Regions from separate parts of the Homo sapiens genome. Here all the other regions are linked to region 3. The links are chromatin contacts, found by Hi-C or POLR2A ChIA-PET in ENCODE. All regions are on one chromosome and are shown on one strand. The core of a region is the stretch at or near the end of the contact, and the rest is flanking DNA. Distances in the headings are between cores, read along the strand shown.

The links. A loop is a pair of places that touch in the nucleus more often than their neighbours do. ChIA-PET counts read pairs that join two places held with the same protein, here RNA polymerase II (POLR2A). Pooled maps may share reads with other maps.
Region 1: a map of heart right ventricle shows a loop between it and region 3 (2.5-fold over the local background). The contact joins the enhancer-like site here to the promoter of PAN2 in region 3. A Hi-C loop is called at or near these places in 1 of 168 maps with a recorded cell type or tissue (heart right ventricle) and 2 of 50 pooled maps.
Region 2: a pooled map shows a loop between it and region 3 (4-fold over the local background). The contact joins the promoter of CDK2 here to the promoter of PAN2 in region 3. A Hi-C loop is called at or near these places in 2 of 37 single-sample maps with no recorded cell type and 6 of 50 pooled maps. POLR2A ChIA-PET finds 5 or more read pairs at or near these places in 6 of 52 experiments (AG04449, CD4-positive, alpha-beta memory T cell, CD8-positive, alpha-beta memory T cell and 3 more).

The regions. Positions count from the first base shown.
Region 1 is chr12:56,592,858-56,596,334 of GRCh38, forward strand. RBMS2 (RNA binding motif single stranded interacting protein 2) reads left to right here. Exons shown (of 14, transcript NM_002898.4): 14 at 1-3,336. BAZ2A (bromodomain adjacent to zinc finger domain 2A) reads right to left here. Exons shown (of 29, transcript NM_001300905.2): 29 at 2,739-3,477. Among named protein-coding and RNA genes, the nearest start is that of BAZ2A, 36 kb to the right of the region's middle. Within about 2 kb of position 1,419, at least 20 of the 41 ENCODE cell types and tissues checked have a DNase peak (open chromatin) inside an H3K27ac peak, as active enhancers do; they include heart right ventricle, where a contact is called at or near this core.
Region 2 is chr12:55,965,175-55,969,026 of GRCh38, forward strand. CDK2 (cyclin dependent kinase 2) reads left to right here and starts at 1,656. Exons shown (of 7, transcript NM_001798.5): 1 at 1,656-1,950; 2 at 2,683-2,760; 3 at 2,875-2,995; 4 at 3,604-3,774. The coding sequence starts at 1,835. PMEL (premelanosome protein) reads right to left here and starts at 868. Exons shown (of 11, transcript NM_001384361.1): 1 at 762-868. The coding sequence starts at 837. RefSeq lists an enhancer at 1,347-1,426.
Region 3 is chr12:56,331,945-56,335,671 of GRCh38, forward strand. PAN2 (poly(A) specific ribonuclease subunit PAN2) reads right to left here and starts at 2,056. Exons shown (of 26, transcript NM_014871.6): 1 at 1,918-2,056; 2 at 869-1,264. The coding sequence starts at 1,150. RefSeq lists enhancers at 1,892-2,061, 2,187-2,406, 2,324-2,493 and cis regulatory regions at 1,961-1,992, 1,977.

The DNA.
Region 1 (3,477 bases), core at 169-2,668, 260 kb after region 3:
GTGCAGTGATGCAGTCGTAGTCTACTACAGTCTTGAATTCCTGGGCCCAAGGGTTCTTCCCACCTAAGCCTCCCAAGTAGCTGGAAGTACAGGCACATACTACCAAGCCCAGTTCGTTATTTTAAGTTTTTGTAGAGACAGGGGTCTTACTATGTTGCCCAGACTGGTCTTGAACTCCTGTCAAGTGAGCCTCCCACCTCAGCCTCCCAAAGTGCTATGATTACAGGTGTGAGCCTCCATGCTTGGATGAGATGTTGTTTTTAATGTTTTTGGTTTTTTGGTTTTGTTGTTTTGTTTTTTTGAGACAGGGTCTCACTCTGTGGCCCAGGCTGGAGTGCAGTGGCACCATAATGGCTCACTGCAGCCTCGACCTCCCAAGGCTCAGGTGATCCTCTTGCCTCAGCCACCCCTTCCCCGGCCACCAAGTAGCTGGGACTATGGGCTTGTGCCACCATGCCTGGCTAATTTTTTTATTTTTAGTAGAGATGGGGTTTTACCACGTTGGCCAGGCTAGTGTCCAACTCCTGACCTCCAAACAGCTAATTTTTGTATTTTTAATAGAGACAGGTTTTCGCCATGTTGCCCAGCCTCGTCTCGAACTCCTGGGCTCAAATGATCCACCCACCTCGGCCTCCCAAAGTGCTGGGATTATAGGCATGAGCCACCACACCTGGCCTTTTCAGTTTTTTTATTTTTATTTTTTCTTTGAGACGGAGTCTCGCTCTGTCGCCCAGGCTGGAGTGCAGTGGCGTGATCTTGGCTCACTGAAACCTCCATCTCCTGGGTTCAAGCAGTTCTCCTGCCTCAGCCTCCTGAGTAGCTGGGATTACAGGTGCCTGCCACCATGCCTGGCTAATTTTTGTATTTTTAGTAGAGACAGGGTTTTGCCACATTGCCCAGGCTGGTGTTGAACTCCTGGGCTCAAATGATCCACCTGCCTTGGCCTCCCAAAGTGCTGGGATTACAGGCGTGAGCCACTGCACCCGGCCCTTTGTAGTGTTTTTAACTAAAGAATTTGTAGAGTTGCCCAGGCCAGGAAGCCTGGTGGCTCTAAAGGGTAATAGACCTTGTCAGTAACAGATAAGGAGTGGTAAGAGGACATTACTCATATTGAAGATGAAGACCAGACTTTGCTGCTTCACAGGCCATGCGCTGGGTTGGGCCACTTCAGCTCCACTCCATTCGTTTTCCTTTCCTAACTTGACAATCAGCTCACTCACCCTCCCTTAGTGCCTCCAGTGCCTACTCCTGTCACTCCAATGTCAACCCATTGGGAGTTGAGGCCTGTCACTCCAATGTCAACCCGTGGGCTGTTACTTTGCGTCATATGATGCTGTGAGAGGCCTTGCTGGAATGTCCTAGGAATCCCTAGTAGCAGTGGCTATTAGTCTTCTAGAAAAGAACTATTGCTGCTGCCTTGTGCACATGCCCCACCTTCTGGGCAAGTGGCAGCATTGCGCTCATGAGGGGCTTTGCATTCTTAGCCAAGGGCAATAAACTGGGTGGGTGATCTGGCCCAAACTTGCCCCTAGGCTCTGCTAGCCCTGAATCAGCAGGCTTCAGAGACGAGGGTGGGTGTTATAAAAGCCAGTCTGTAAAGGGTAAATTCCAAATCTTGTGCCTTGTTATACCAATCCTTCCTGATTCCCGTTTAAACCAACTACTCTATTTCTGTGCTGCCTACATTTTCAATCCTCCCACGCATTAGCAAATTCCTGAAATTTCCTCATTTGGTAGGCCTTCCATAGGAGTCAGCTATGGACTTCCATAGGAGTTGGCAGCTAAAACCAGACTGTGAGCTTCTGTCTCCGTTCTGATTTTTGCTGCACCTCCCAGGGGACAGTCCCCACATGATTACAAAAGCCAGGTGCCCTCATCACCCGTTACCCCTGACCTGTCCACTTGTTTTGAATAAACCTTCATTCTCCAAGCAGATCCCCAAACTTCCTTGTCCTTGTTACACGTCTACCTCACAACCTCACAATTCAACAACAGGTAAATACCTGGATTCACTGATTTCTTTACTGTCCTTCTCTGAGGGTTGGGAAGGTGGGGGCTAGAAAAGGCTCATAATTTTTAAACTCTTGGGAATTAAACTTGGGAATTTCTATTCCTACAGTGTTTTCTCTGGGATTTTTAGCTCACTGATCGCCCTAGAATAGTGTGAACTCTCCAGATAGGTCCTGCTGTGATAGGCCAGGGGAGTAGGCTGTGCAGTGACGGCTTAGGGTAATAAGTAATGGTTGGAGGACACCAGCATAGGAGCAGAGTTTAGAACTTAAGAGGACAAGAAAGCTGCTCAGTGGCTGGCGTATAGCTGTGAAGGTAACCAAACACCAAAGAGGGAGTCTGTCATTTTTATAAGGCTGGAAGCGAATGTTCCTTTTCTACCTTAACATACAGTTTAGGGGGTTGCACCAAGACAAAGTTTCCAGGCTGGAGGGTAATACATATCCAGCGCGAGTGAAGTCCCCACTCCAACATATACCCTTTTTGGGTGGGTAAACACCTCTTTGCATGTGGACAGAAAATGTTTATACTTAAACAGACATATTTTGCATATTTTTATCTGGAGACTTCTTCTAGTTTTATACTCTTCCCACATCTATGCCAATGCCACCATTCTAAAACTTACACTCCTTTTCTACCCCTGGTCTTTTCCTTGTCCTTCCCTACAACTTGGTAGAGGTCCATTTTGTCTTACTTCACACTTTTTTTTTTTTAAATAAAACACAAAAGTCTACGTCTTGGTGTCTTATCCGTGAGTGGGAAGTGGTAAGCTGGTGATGGTCCCATATTTGCTATGACAGGAACACAGAGGTGGCAGCTTAGGAAGCTGGGGCCACATCTCACAAGGCAGGACCTGGATGCACTGAATCCCCCTTTGCTCCAGCAACTCAGCCAGACATTTAGGCAGGAGCACTAATGACCCTTTCCATCCACACAGAGGGTATGGAACAGGAGCCCCTGTTGTTCCCTTGCCTGTGGTCTCTTAAGCCAGTCATACCTATCCCAACGCCGTCTCCCCCTCAGGTGTGTAGAAGGGAAGATGAATACACAGAGTCTTTTGAATCTCTATCAAATGTGGTTTTTTTTATTCAACAACTGACAAGCACTTTTCTACAGCTGCACTTGTGGAACATCACATGGCAAAAACAGGAGTTTTTTCGCTAGACTTTTTTTTTCTTTTTAACCTTATTAAAAATGAGATTGGTCCTAAAAATATAGAAAGAAATAAATTTAAATTCACAAAAAACTGTACATTATCAAAAAGTCACTAAAACACCACATTTGGTTATATAAAAAGTCCCTTTTGCTGTAAAAGGAACACAGAAACTTGTTGGTGTTGATGGTGTGGTTTCTTCCTGTCAACCAGACTGATGGGAGGGAAGCAAAAGGGCAGGGGGTGGGTTGTCTTTTTATTTTAAACCTGCTTTCCCTACCAAATACTCTTGTCATGAAGAGAAAATCCACCTA
Region 2 (3,852 bases), core at 406-2,905, 370 kb before region 3:
CTTCAGCCTCCCAAAGTGCTGGGATTACAGGCGTGAGCCACGGCGCCCGGCCTCATTCCCTTTCTAATGTGTGCTGTAACCCTAGTTGATTCTGCTGGGGGAGGATCTGGAATCATCTATTGAGCATCCCACCACTAGAACAAGAGAAGTCATAAGATACCCCATTCTTTCTCCACTTCCAACTCTCCTCAGAGCAGCACGGGACATTCCAGACCCTCTCACCACCCCACCCCCGCCCCTTGCTCCTGTCACGAGGCCCAATCCCCCAGAGCCCTTTCATGTGATGCTCAGCTGAGACCCCTCTGCCTATCTCTCCAGCCCCAGAACAAAAGGTCTGGGCTGTGTTCACCCGTACCCATCCCAAGAGGAGAGGATTGTATCTCCTTAGTGTTCTTACCCAATACCACATTCTCTGACTCCCCACTTTAAATCTCCTACCCCAAGAGACGTTTCCTAAAAGAGTCTCCTGCACATTTCACCCCTTTGGAGCCCGTGCTCCAGCTCACTGCCAAGGAAGCCTCAGAATCAGTGCCACAGAGACCTTCTATCCTTCTGCCCCTCCAAGCATATGAGATTATTTTCAGGCAAAATCCCAAATCTCCATGTAGGGAGGGAGCCCAGGTGCCCACATCCTCACTAAATCAAATGAGTGGGAGACGCCTGAAATATTGCCGCTATCTCCCATTAGGAGGACAGAAACCAGAGCAGGGGGAATTCATCCCCAAGTTCACACCTGCTCATGTCCACATATCCACACATACCTTTTGTAGCCCCCACAGCCAGCAAAGCACCTATCACAGCCAAATGAAGAAGGCATCTTTTTAGCACCAGATCCATTGTGTTCTTCCCTCCAGCAACCAAAGGCACTGGGGGGACTGGGATAGGCCCCTATATAAGAAAAGGGTGCTCATTTGCATAGCCCTTCCTCTTCTCCCTCAGAGAAGGCCTGGGAGGGGCCGGAGGAGAGGAAAAAGGAAAAACTGACAAAGGGATCCTGGTCCCTAGACATTGCTTTCCCATCCTGCTACTCAATGACAGTTTCTGGTTTCACTGGGTCACTCTCATCTTGATGCACTCCCGGGCAAGAGCTAACTGAAAGGCAGCTGCGTAACACATACCAGACACAACAGTTTATCATGGGAGAGTGAATTAAACCAGGAACTTCTCAAAAAGACAGAAACAGAACCCTGCATCCCAAAACAGAGACAGTGTCGGGGTATGCTATGAGGCAGAGGCAACGACTCCTCTGAGGCCCAGGATTCCTTTGCAACGAGATTCCCGGCTTCCTGGTTTCCAAAGGAGGCTCCTGGGCCAGGTGGAATTTAACCTTAGGTCGATACATATTTTCCCCAGGATTGGTGAAAATAGTGAGTTAGAAATCAAGAAATCCCTACAGACTAGAGACATAGGTAGGAAACTTGGACCCAAAGCAGGTACTTGGGAAGAGTGTTCAGCCGCCCCACCGGGGAAGAAACTTGTCTAGCCCCCAAGAACCAAACTTGCCTGGGGCGGGATCATTTGCGGGGAGGAGCGCTGGGCTCGCCCCCCGGCTCTGACGTTGACCAATAGAAAGGCCTGGGGGCGGAGCCAGGGAAACGCGGGAAGCAGGGGCGGGGCCTCTGGTGGCGGTCGGGAACTCGGTGGGAGGCGGCAACATTGTTTCAAGTTGGCCAAATTGACAAGAGCGAGAGGTATACTGCGTTCCATCCCGACCCGGGGCCACGGTACTGGGCCCTGTTTCCCCCTCCTCGGCCCCCGAGAGCCAGGGTCCGCCTTCTGCAGGGTTCCCAGGCCCCCGCTCCAGGGCCGGGCTGACCCGACTCGCTGGCGCTTCATGGAGAACTTCCAAAAGGTGGAAAAGATCGGAGAGGGCACGTACGGAGTTGTGTACAAAGCCAGAAACAAGTTGACGGGAGAGGTGGTGGCGCTTAAGAAAATCCGCCTGGACACGTGAGTGGCCTCTGTACCCGGGACTCCTAACTGGGGACCTCCTTGATTGTCCCCCCCAACCCCCCACGGGCGGGTAGCCGTCCAGGGACCGGAAGAGAGCAGGGAGGGACTTCTTTAGAAGTGGAGAGGTGGGTTGGGGGCCAGTAGAAGGTGAAGAGTATACTTATACTCCCTGGGGAGAGTATAGGGTGGTGTGGAATCCATGGAAAACTTTCTTCCCAAACTGAGCCGGATCGTGCCCCCAAATGTGCGACTACAGACTCGGGGAGAGAAAGGAGGTCTCTGAGATGAGGTCCAAGACTCTCCATGGAGTGGAGTTATGTGGGAACCGGCGAGAATCGCCTTTCTGAATGAAGAGCCCTCTTCACTGCCCCACCCTCACCTTAGAATTCTCTCCTCTTTCCAAAGAATGGCAGTTGAACCTCACTGGCCCCTCTGGGGAGGCTGGGGGCTACTCCTGCATTTTTTCCCCTCCATTACAGTCTCCCTGCTTCACCTTCACCAGGCGGCTTTACTTACCTACCCCTGGGAAAAGAGGAGATAATGGCCTTAATATATCCAAAAACCACACCCTGACTACCCAAGAATTAGCTCTTACCATCACCCTTTCTCTTCTCTCACTTTCCTAGGGGGTGCTGGGTGGTGTCTCCTTGGGGGAAAGAAATGACTAGGTGGGGGGGAAAGGAATATTTGTAACCATATTCCCATCTCTGCTTTCCCAACCTCTCCAAGTGAGACTGAGGGTGTGCCCAGTACTGCCATCCGAGAGATCTCTCTGCTTAAGGAGCTTAACCATCCTAATATTGTCAAGTAAGTATGCGTCTGAGAGGTGATCCAGCTGGAAAGGAGGATAAGTTCTGTCTGTACAGTGTGGGCATTTCTCTCTCTCACACACCTCCATTTCCTCAAACTTTCCTTCTCTAGGCTGCTGGATGTCATTCACACAGAAAATAAACTCTACCTGGTTTTTGAATTTCTGCACCAAGATCTCAAGAAATTCATGGATGCCTCTGCTCTCACTGGCATTCCTCTTCCCCTCATCAAGGTAATGCTTCTCATCAGCTCCTCTCATCATGGGCATGTCTTGGGGGACTGGTGGCAGGCAATTCAGGGTGATATTTTATGATTTTGGCCTCCTTCTGAGCCCTCATCTCCTATACACACACACTCCCCTTCTTTTTGTGTCTCCTTCCCTGCTCATTATATTCATTAACCCTAGGGTTGGACTGAACAATCAAAGTTGAAACTCTAGTGAGTCAACCTAGCAACTCAGGTGGGAGGTCAGATGAAACTCAGATAAACGGGATTTGAGAGCACTTGGTAAATTCCTCCAAAAAGCCCTTCCATTTGGTGGAAGACCTAGCTAGTGAGTCCCTATTGTCTATTTTAGGGCTGGATTCTTCACTCCCAGAGCTACTTTCAATCTATTAACAAACATTTTTTCAATGCACAGGATGTAGAAAAGGGATGGAAAATTGAGTAAGACTTGGTCCTTATCCTCTCTGGGCTGACAGTCCATTGGGAGAAATAGCTTGTAAATATGTAACTATAATCCAACATAATAAAGGCTTTAGTAGAGTTTTAGGGGCACAGAGCAAACCCAGTCTGCTCACTGTAATGGAGAAACACAGTCCTCTCTTTCTCCTTTGTCAGAGCTATCTGTTCCAGCTGCTCCAGGGCCTAGCTTTCTGCCATTCTCATCGGGTCCTCCACCGAGACCTTAAACCTCAGAATCTGCTTATTAACACAGAGGGGGCCATCAAGCTAGCAGACTTTGGACTAGCCAGAGCTTTTGGAGTCCCTGTTCGTACTTACACCCATGAGGTGAGTCCCTTTATGTCTTTTTTCTCTGAGCTTCCCAAGAGGTGTTAACTAGGGTATTCACAAAGTTACTAAAAATAT
Region 3 (3,727 bases), core at 806-3,305:
CCTCGTGATCCGCCTGCCTCAGCCTCCCAAAGTGCTGGGATTACAGGAGTGAGCCACCGGTCCCGGCCGGACAGCACAGTATTTCTTACAAAGTCTTTGGGCACCATAGCATATTGGCAATACGGGTACAGATTTTAAAAAATTAAGATTGATAACTGCTCTGAGAGATATTAAAATCAGCCAGAGAAGACAAAATGATTCAATGGAAGATATGCAGAATCATTCATTAAATATTCTATAATAATAAAAATAGAAAACACAGGTGGGGCAACAGCAATTGAGATTAGATTTGGATGGCTACAGACTAAGTGATGGGTACAACTATCAAGATAAATCAAAACACTGGATGGGCAATTGTGACAAAAGTGGGATGCTGGCCAGGTGCCGTGGCTCACACCTGTAACCCCAGCACTTTGGCAGCTCTATGCAGGAGGACCATTTGAGCTCAGGAGTTTGAGACAAGCCTGGGCAACATAGTAAGACTAAAAAATTTTTTAAAAATTAGCTGGTCTTGGTTGCGCATGCCTGTAGTCCCAGCTACTTGAGATGCTAAAGTGGGAGGATTGTGTGAGCCCAGGAGATTGAGGCTGCAGTGAGCCATGATCACATTACGCCATTGCACTCTGGCCTAGGCGACAGAGCAAGACCCTGTCTCGAAAAAAAAAAAAAAAAAAAGGGATGCCTCCTGAGAAAGAATATGTCATTTACTCCTAGATCCTAGATTCTCCCTTTATCCCTCCAACCAGACCCAGCTGTCTCATCACTACAACTCCTCGGTACTGGCTATCTGCAAAGCAGCTTCCTTGGGTTAAGACCAGATAAAGACCTTCAACATCTTTCAACCCTCACAAAGGGGTACAGTTCTTACCCCGTGGCTCCCCACCCACAGCATCTCCTCGTGCAAGTCAAAGTGGGAGACGGAAACAGGTACACCCACTTCAGCCACCACGCTGTGCAATTCAGAGTAGACACCTTCCATTATGTGCACTGATTCCTGGACGGGAAGAGCCTCCAAGGCCACTCCCTCTGGGTCCAGCTCCACATTCTGTAGCAGACTTGGGTTCAGGTGGGCATCCAAGACAGGGTCCAGGGCAGAATGCATGGCTGGGGCATATTCTGCCAGTCCAGGGTCCAGACCCTCAAAGTTCATGATGACGATGGCAGCTTACACCTGTGTCACACCCTCCCTTACCACAGTCCCTTTAGATGCCTGACCCAACCTTCAGCAAGACAGCACCGATGGGCCTAGAATGGACATCCTGGCCTGTAAGGGGAAAGAGGTAGCTGAGTCAAGGGTAGGCCCAGGTACTGGTACTTAGGGTCTTCTAGGTTATGGGGGCAGGAGGGAGATGAGGCAGGCATGAGGGATGAGACTGCCAGCCAAAGGATGAAGCAGGCGGGGGAGGGATGGGCAGTGGGGGTGGAGGTGGTAGAACTGTTGTCCCTATCCCTCCTCCGCTAGGCCCTCTGTACTCTCCACCACCCCATTATCTAACCTAATCCTTGACTTCCCTTTCTTCTCACTTCGGACTGCTCACTTGCCTTGTTCAGCCCTGAATCATCAGGTGAAGGGAGCGAGAATTGCGGGGGTTGGAGTTAGGTAGAGGGATTTAAGGTGCTTTCTCCCAGAATTGGGGGTGAAAACGGGTGGATTGGACGGTGGGGAGAACGAGAAGTCAGTTTCCTAGAATCCTCTCCAATAGCTACCCAGGATTCTCTAGAGGAAAACAATAATGGCCAGTTACCCACAATTGGGGCGGGGGCAGGGGAAGGTGACGGAAACGGCTAGTTACCCAGAATTCTCTGGGGGAACCAGAAAAATCGGTTATCTAGAATTCTCCCACGGCAGCGGTGAGGAGGGGGATAGGGCAAGGGTCAGATGTGTTCCTGGGATGCTTACGGGGAATGGGTCATTACCAAGATTTCTCCATGGCGGATATTTTGGAGCGCGTGGAATTAGAACGAGTAGGGGGAGCGCAAGCGCTGTCAGCTCCGCGGGAAATTCCAGTTTCCCCAGTTCTCCCCCACGCCTAGGGCTCAACCTAACCACTACGGCGCCAAGGACCGGGGTCCGAGGCGCTTCTTCCAATCAAGAAGGGCTCGGGGCATATTTTAGCCAATCAGAAGGGCTCCGGGCGCATCTAAGCCAATCAGAAGGAGCCAGGTACGGCGACCCCAGGAGAGAGCGTGTGACGCACGCGCCGGAAAAAGAGGTTACGGGGCGCCGGTGGGACAAACGCAGCCAGACGCCGGACTTGTTGGGTGGCGTTAGAAAGTAACTCTGTTTTTAGTCTTCTTGAACAAAATTACGTCTAGGTTTGAAAACCAAACTTTTATGCTTTCTATAACTTTAGGAACTCTAAAATAAGGGACACACAAGGCAAAGCACTAGGAGTCGCTGTTGGGTATTCCCAGCGGGGCTTAGTCTACCTCCTCTTCCTGCGGTGCCCTAGTGAGCCACTCCGCCACCTCTGACCCTGTTGCCCCCAAAACTCGCTGGCATTTCCTATTATTTCCAGATATGGGAGAGAAAAAAAAGGAAGCGGGAGCCGGACTCCTGACACAGTCCAAGTGGCTGCATCTTCTACAGGCATCCATCTGAAACTCCCATCCGTGATTGTTCCCTCCCCAGAGACCCCGGTAACATTCCCGGGTAACAAGATGCCCCTGGTTATCAAATTCCCCTAGCTCTTGAGGCTGGCTGGACGTTATCCCTCAGAGGGGGATGAGCATGGCAAATTGGGACTTGTTATTCTGAAGGATTCGTGGGTCCTGTGAACTCTAATTACTTTGAAATGGGTCTAGGTTGTGAGATGTCTCAGAGCACTTTAGCTCAGCTGTTATTACTGTTTCTAAAGGCCACATAAAGGGACTCTGATGGGAGACATTCCTCATGGAGGATTCAATTCTATAACATTTCTCTCAATAAAGGCTGGTAAATAGACCTTCATTAAAGGAACCAAGAATTTAAATTTCTAGGACTCAGAGGGGTGGGGTCCTATACCCAGTCAGAGATCCTACCTAGAGCCTAGACCAAGAGAAAAACACAGATGGTCTCTCAAACTGATTTGATCTGACTTCGCAGGTCATTAGATATAGAATCTCCGAAAAAGGTGGATGCTGAGAGACATAGACAGTTCCTACACTTTAAGAAATCTCCATCTTGAGGTCTCAAATTGAGAAAGACTTAACAGACCCATGAGAGTTACAGATCCCTAATAACCTGGGCTAAATAATCCATGTCTGCCGGGCGCAGTGGCTCACGCCTGTAATCCCAGCACTTTGGGAGGCCGAGGTGGGCGGATCACCTGAGGTCGGGAGTTCGAGACCAACCTGACCAATATGGAGAAACCCCGTCTCCACTAAAAATACAAAATTAGCCGGGCCTGGTGACGGGAGCCTGTAATCCCAGCTACTTGGGAGGCTGAGGCAGGAGAATCATTTGAACCTGGGAGGCGGAGGTTGCAGTGAGCCGAGATGGCACCATTGCACTCCAGCCTGGTCAGTAAGAGCGAAACTCCGTCTCAAAAAAAAGAAAAAAAAAAAGAAAAGAAAAAAGGATACTGTGAGGAGACACAAGAGCATCCATGACATAGATTATTTAGCTCAGCTGTAATTACTGTTTCTAATACAGTAATATTAGATGGTGATCTGCCTGCCTCGGCCTCCCAAAGTTCTGGGATTACAGGTGTGAGCCACCGCGCCCAGCCTTTTTTTTTTTTTTTTT